Linked DNA regions of Homo sapiens: region 1 is linked to region 2. A link is a contact called in ENCODE Hi-C or POLR2A ChIA-PET data. All regions are on one chromosome and are shown on one strand. The core of a region is the stretch at or near the end of the contact, and the rest is flanking DNA. Distances in the headings are between cores, read along the strand shown. Region 1 overlaps UBFD1 (ubiquitin family domain containing 1). Region 2 overlaps EARS2 (glutamyl-tRNA synthetase 2, mitochondrial).

Region 1 (2,739 bases), core at 221-2,720, 50 kb after region 2:
CCCACTGTCTTCCCCTCCCCCATTACCATCGTCATGTGTCACGTGCGTCCTTCCCATCTATCCATTCTTTGATTTACACGTGTATCCACGAACAAGATGGAGTGTTGTTTTGTGCTTCCAGTTTTCGTAAATGGTATTATGTATTGTTCTACAACTTGCTTTTCTTTGGTTCAACATAAGAATCTGTCAGTATTAACTGTAGATCCATATGGACCCAGTTGATACCTCTTTAAAAAGAGCTCCAGTATTGGTGTGACTAAGCCTTGTCACTTTGAATTCTGCATTCCCTTACTGATGGATATGTAGGTTGCCCCAGGTTTTTGTGGTTTCAGACAGTGCTGCAATGAACATTCATACCTGTTTTCTTGAGCATGTGTGACAGGTTTTCTAGGGCAGCGTTTCTCCAACTGTGGTCCCTGGATCAGTAGTGTTGCATCACCTGGGAGCTTGCTAGTTTCTCAGGCCCCACCCCAGACCTCCCCAAATTAGAAACTTCACAGGGTTGGAGCCTGCTGATCCATGTTCCAGCAAGCCCCCCGGATGGCTCTGATGACCACTCAGGTTTGAGAACTGCTGCTTTAGGGTTGGCTCAGCTTAACCCTCAGCCTGCCTGTTTTTGTTTTTGGTTGGGAGAATGCTCCCCACGTGCAAAGTTTTGTTTGGTTTTTCTTCCCTTTTTAATTAACTCACATCCCAACCCTCACCCATGTTTGTCCTGCCTGCTTGGTCTCCCGACCTCTGAAGTACCGCTTGGTTTTCCTTTTTCCCTTCCAGGCGTTTCAGTTGGGCCCCACGGAAGCCTCTTACTACTGGGTGTACTGGGTTCCAACTCAATATGTGGATGCAATCAAAGACACTGTGCTGGGGAAATGGCAGTATTTTTGAAAGCACTTTCACCTCTGGCCCAGGAGACTGACCCAAAGTGAAGGACATTGCCGGGAGAGGCCTGCAGCATCCCTGGATTTCAGAGTTCTGGAACTTTGTTCATAAAAAATCTATATTCAATCTGAGGTGATGTGGTGACTGAAGCCAGAGGTGATGTACTTTCACCATTAGCTTAATTTTAACTTAAAATTACCAGTTCCCTTTCTTGCAGTCAGCTTCATACCATTTTTAAAGTCAATACGATGGAAATCAATAAATCTGAATTCCGAACATGTTGTGTGGAATACTCTTAAGTGTGTTTGAGAGTAGATCTGCCAATTATGTTGACAAGGGAATGATCAAAAGCTTTGTTTTTTTTAAAAAAAAAAAAAGCAGTTTCAATTGAAATATTTTCATACATCTTTGGTTGCAAACATTTGGACTGCATTGCAATGAGTTGGGGTGTTTTTTTTTTCCTTTTTTGTATAAAATTGTATGCAAAATGGGGGTGGGTTAGTAAGCCACATATTTCTGTCCATTGATTCAGATTTAATTCTTTCCCTTTTTCATTCTCTCGCTTCCTCAATTTGAGTTTTTGTTTTAAGAACCCAAAGATGTCAGTTCTTCTTTTGGTACCTCATCAACGCTTCCTTTCCTGGGCTCCCTCCCGCCGTGCTGCTGCTGCCTGTGAACGCACGGTGGGAGAGGAAGAGCTGCTCAGTCTTGGGCAAGGAGCTCTCACACTTGCTGTGGTGTTCGTTGAGCAGCAGAGTATCTCCCAGTGACTCCTGTTTAAATGTCTTGCCCTTTGGGCCCCCATCTCCAAGGAGTTCCATTGCTGGTTGGATGATTGTCTGCACCCCTCACTGAGCTTGGCCTAGAGGCCCAGCCTGGCATGGTTGTGCCTGGGCTGTGCCGCTCAACAGCCCCAGCTCCCAAGCAGACAAAGACCTCTTCCAGGAGGAGCCAGGTAGAAGATAGTTATACAGCCATATAGCTGCAGATCCAGATAACCTTCTTTCTTTGGAAGTTTTCAAGAAATTCTTAAGCAGTCCAAGGATGATTTCAATTATGCTTCTCCATTGGGTCCTTCTGCTCATGCATTCAGTTCAAGTGTCCTTTATCCCAGGTTCAGAGATGCTGCCTTTCTGAAGAAGACATCTGACCCTAGCAGGTTGGCCAGTGTTATTGAACAACAAAAATGGGATAAATTGCTTTCATGATTAGCTCACCTTCTTCTGGTTTTAGCCCTTCTGTTCTCTGTACACGTGAACTTCTGTCATCTCCTTCTGGCTTGGTTGCCTCTGAAAGGAGGGAAAGTCTCTTGGTAAATTATCTCTTTTGTGCTGTTTGCTGTTTCTCTGCTGCCGTCTTTGCAGTTCTCCTCTCACTGGTTGCAGGCTTTCATAGTAAGGTTTGGCGAGAAATGTTCCAAACATCACATTTTGGATTCTAGGCTGTCACCCCTCATTCTGTGAAACGTATTAGCATGTGTTCGCCCAAGATGACTATTCCTTGTGAGCCAGTTAATGATGATATTCTACGCCCTTCCCTTCTAAGCTGTAGTTCAGGAATCCAGCCCACATAGACAGACTCTTGCTTTCCATGGTGTAGTCAATGCCAAGTGATGCATCTAGGCAGGAAAATCTACTCTTTGCTTTTTTGGGGGCAATTAGTACATTTGTGAAGTGCAGCATCCAAGAAACAGCCTGTTTTTTCATCCCTTGAGAAAGGAGCAGTCATTGCAGCTTTTCTGTCCTTGTCGGCCTGCAGTTCCTGGGGAAAAGAGTACATCTGAGCTACTTGTCCAAGCCTCTGTCTGCAGGTGACAGGTTTTGGGGGAAATGAGATGCATTAAGTAGAACATCATCTCGG
Region 2 (2,730 bases), core at 146-2,645:
GATCCACTGGCCTTGGCCTCCCAATGTGCTGGGATTACATGCATGAGCCGCCGTGCCCAGCCCTGGAAAAGATACTCTCTAAACAACACCGAAAAAGAACACGCTCAGGGGAAGGAACTGGTTTCCCACACACTAAAGTGAGCCACCTGCAGCCATGATCATAGAATATGACTCCCATTGACCACAGCTGATTGGACCAGGGGTAGACACCTGACCCAGGCTAGGCCAATCAGATTCTCCCCTGCGAGTTTGTATGTGGAATATTGGTTATTTAATTGGTGATGTAGGAGAAGAGAGATGATTTACCTTCAGGGCTAGGGCAGCTGTTGGCCAACTGCAGAGATAAAGAGAAAGGCAGCCTGCAGAGGGAAAACAAGGGGAGCAGACACACAGAGGGGTGAATGTTAGAAACTGTGCCATCTCAGAGGGCCGAGTGGCTGCCTTTGGTCCCAACAGGTTTCTAGGTACAGATTCCATTCTTTTGTGAGGTCCAGTTGGAAGTCCTGCCCTTTAGATCTGTGAGAGTCCTAATTCTTCCAATAAATTCCTTTCATGGTTTCAGTTAGTCTGAGTGTGTTTCTATGCATTGCCACCAAGATCACTGTTTCTAAGGATGAAAATAATGGTGATAGTTACCTAACATTTATTAAATGCCATGTAATGTTCTAAGAACTTCATATATGTTGCCAGGCGTGGTGGCTCATGCCTGTAATCCCAGCCCTTTGGGAGGCCGAGGCAGGCGGATCACCTGAGGTCGGCAGTTTGAGACCAGCCTGATCCACATGGAGAAACCCCGTCTCTACTAAAAATACAAAATTAGCTGGCTATGGCGGCACATGGCACATGCCTGTAATCCCAGCTACTTGGGAGGCTGAGGCAGGAAAACCACTTGAACCCGGGAAGTGGAGGTTTCAGTGAGCCAAGATCACGCCATTGCATGCCAGCCTGGGCAACAAGAGTGAAACTACGTCTCAAAAAAAAAAAAAAAAAAGAACTTCGTATATGTTATCTATTCCAATCCTTACAACTCTTTGAGATGGGTACAATTCTTATTCCTATTTTACAAACAAGAAAATTGAGGTACAGAAAGTCACATGTGAATAAGGGGCAGAATGTTTCTGAATCTAGACAGCCTCTGTGCCCTTCACTGCTGCACTATACCCTCAAAACACTGGGGATGGGCTTGAGGTTATTTAAAATGTATGAAATTCCTTCAAACACTTTTACTTAGCCAGGTGTGGTGGCATGCACCTGTGATTCCAGCTACTCAAGAGGCTGAGATAGGAGGATCTCTTGAGCCCAGGAGTTAGAGCTACAGTGAAATATAATTGTGCCACTGCACTCCAGTCTGGGCAGGCAACAGAGCAACATCCTCTTAAAAAAAAAAAAAAAAGTCTTACTGATCCTGAGCAAAACCCTCAAACAGAAGACAGACGTCTGGAGCTGCTTTCAAGATAGCACAGCACACTTCACTTGAGGAAGTAGCAACAGCTTTATTAATTTCGCTTTTTTATTAATTTCTTGTTGAGACAGAGTGTCGCTCTGTTCCCCAGGCTGGAGTACAATGGTGTGATCTTGGCTCACTGCAACCTCCCGTTCTGTGGGGGTTCAAGTAATTCCTGTGCCTCAGCCACCCAAGTAGCTGGGATTATAGGTATGTACCACCACACCTGGCTAATTTTTGTACTTTTAGTAGAGATGGGGTTTCACCATGTTGGCCAGGCTGGTCTTGAACTCCCGGCCTCAAGTGATCTGCCTGCCTTGGCCTCCCAAAATGTTGGGATTCTAGGTGTGAGCCACCAGGCCCAGCTCTAATTTAGTATTTTTTAAAAACTGTGGTAAAATACAGAAAAATATAAAATTTACCATCTCAGTCATTTTTAAATATACAGTTCAGCGGCATTACGTATCTTTATAATGTTGTGCAATTATCACCACCATTGACCCCTGTAACTACATCTTGCAAAACTGAAACTCTATACCCTAAACAGTAACTTCCCATTTCTGCCTCCCCAAGTCTGACAACCACCATCTTATTTTCTGCCTGTATAATTTTGATTATTTTAAGTAATTCAAATAAGTAGAATCTTACAGTATCTATCCTTTTAACTTTATTTTATTCATTTTTTTTTTTTTAGACACAGGATCTTGCTCTGTTGCCCAGGTTAGAGTGCAGTAGTGCATTCATAGCTCACTGCAGCCTTAACGCCTCAGCTCAAGTGATCCTCCTACCTTAGTCTCCCAAGTAGCTGGGACTACAGGCATATGTCACCTCACCTGGCTAATTTTTAAATTTTTTGTAGAGACAGGATCTCACTATGTTGCCCAGGCTGGTCTCCAAACTCCTGGCCTTTGACAAGCCTACCACCTTTGCCTCACAAAGCATTAGGACGTATTTGTCCTTTTGTGACTGACATTTCATTTAGCATGAAGTCCTAGAGGTTCATCCATGTTGTAGATATACCAGAATCGACTTAGTATTTTGACCACTCACTTTGTTAAAAACACTCACTTGACCATGAGCCAAGAAGCTCCTTTTAACCATTCTTAATGTCTTAGAAACAGATGCTCTGACAACACTCAGTAGATCAGAGTTAAGCTTGGACTCTGGATCGGCACAGATCTGAGTTTAAATCTTGGTTTTGCCTCGTACTATAACCTCGGAAGTTTTAGTTAACTTTTCAGAACCTCGGTTTCCATATCTGTAACAGAAAAAAAAAATACTGCTTC

What was found. Hi-C counts contacts between places; a loop is a spot of excess contacts on that map. ChIA-PET counts read pairs that join two places held with the same protein, here RNA polymerase II (POLR2A).
Region 1: a loop to region 2 is called in a map of breast epithelium, with 14 times the contacts of the local background. The contact joins two enhancer-like sites. A Hi-C loop is called at or near these places in 4 of 168 maps with a recorded cell type or tissue (CD8-positive, alpha-beta T cell, IMR-90, breast epithelium and 1 more) and 1 of 37 single-sample maps with no recorded cell type. POLR2A ChIA-PET finds 5 or more read pairs at or near these places in 10 of 52 experiments (A673, AG04449, B cell and 7 more).

What each region holds. Positions count from the first base shown.
Region 1 is chr16:23,569,706-23,572,444 of GRCh38, forward strand. It overlaps UBFD1 (ubiquitin family domain containing 1), which reads left to right. Exons shown (of 7, transcript NM_019116.3): 7 at 775-2,739. The coding sequence ends at 885. Among named protein-coding and RNA genes, the nearest start is that of UBFD1, 13 kb to the left of the region's middle. Within about 2 kb of position 1,471, at least 6 of the 41 ENCODE cell types and tissues checked have a DNase peak (open chromatin) inside an H3K27ac peak, as active enhancers do; they include B cell, where a contact is called at or near this core.
Region 2 is chr16:23,519,281-23,522,010 of GRCh38, forward strand. It overlaps EARS2 (glutamyl-tRNA synthetase 2, mitochondrial), which reads right to left. Exons shown (of 9, transcript NM_001083614.2): 9 at 1,474-2,730. It also overlaps a transcript of GGA2 not described here. Among named protein-coding and RNA genes, the nearest start is that of GGA2, 10 kb to the left of the region's middle. Within about 2 kb of position 1,396, at least 3 of the 41 ENCODE cell types and tissues checked have a DNase peak (open chromatin) inside an H3K27ac peak, as active enhancers do; they include B cell, where a contact is called at or near this core.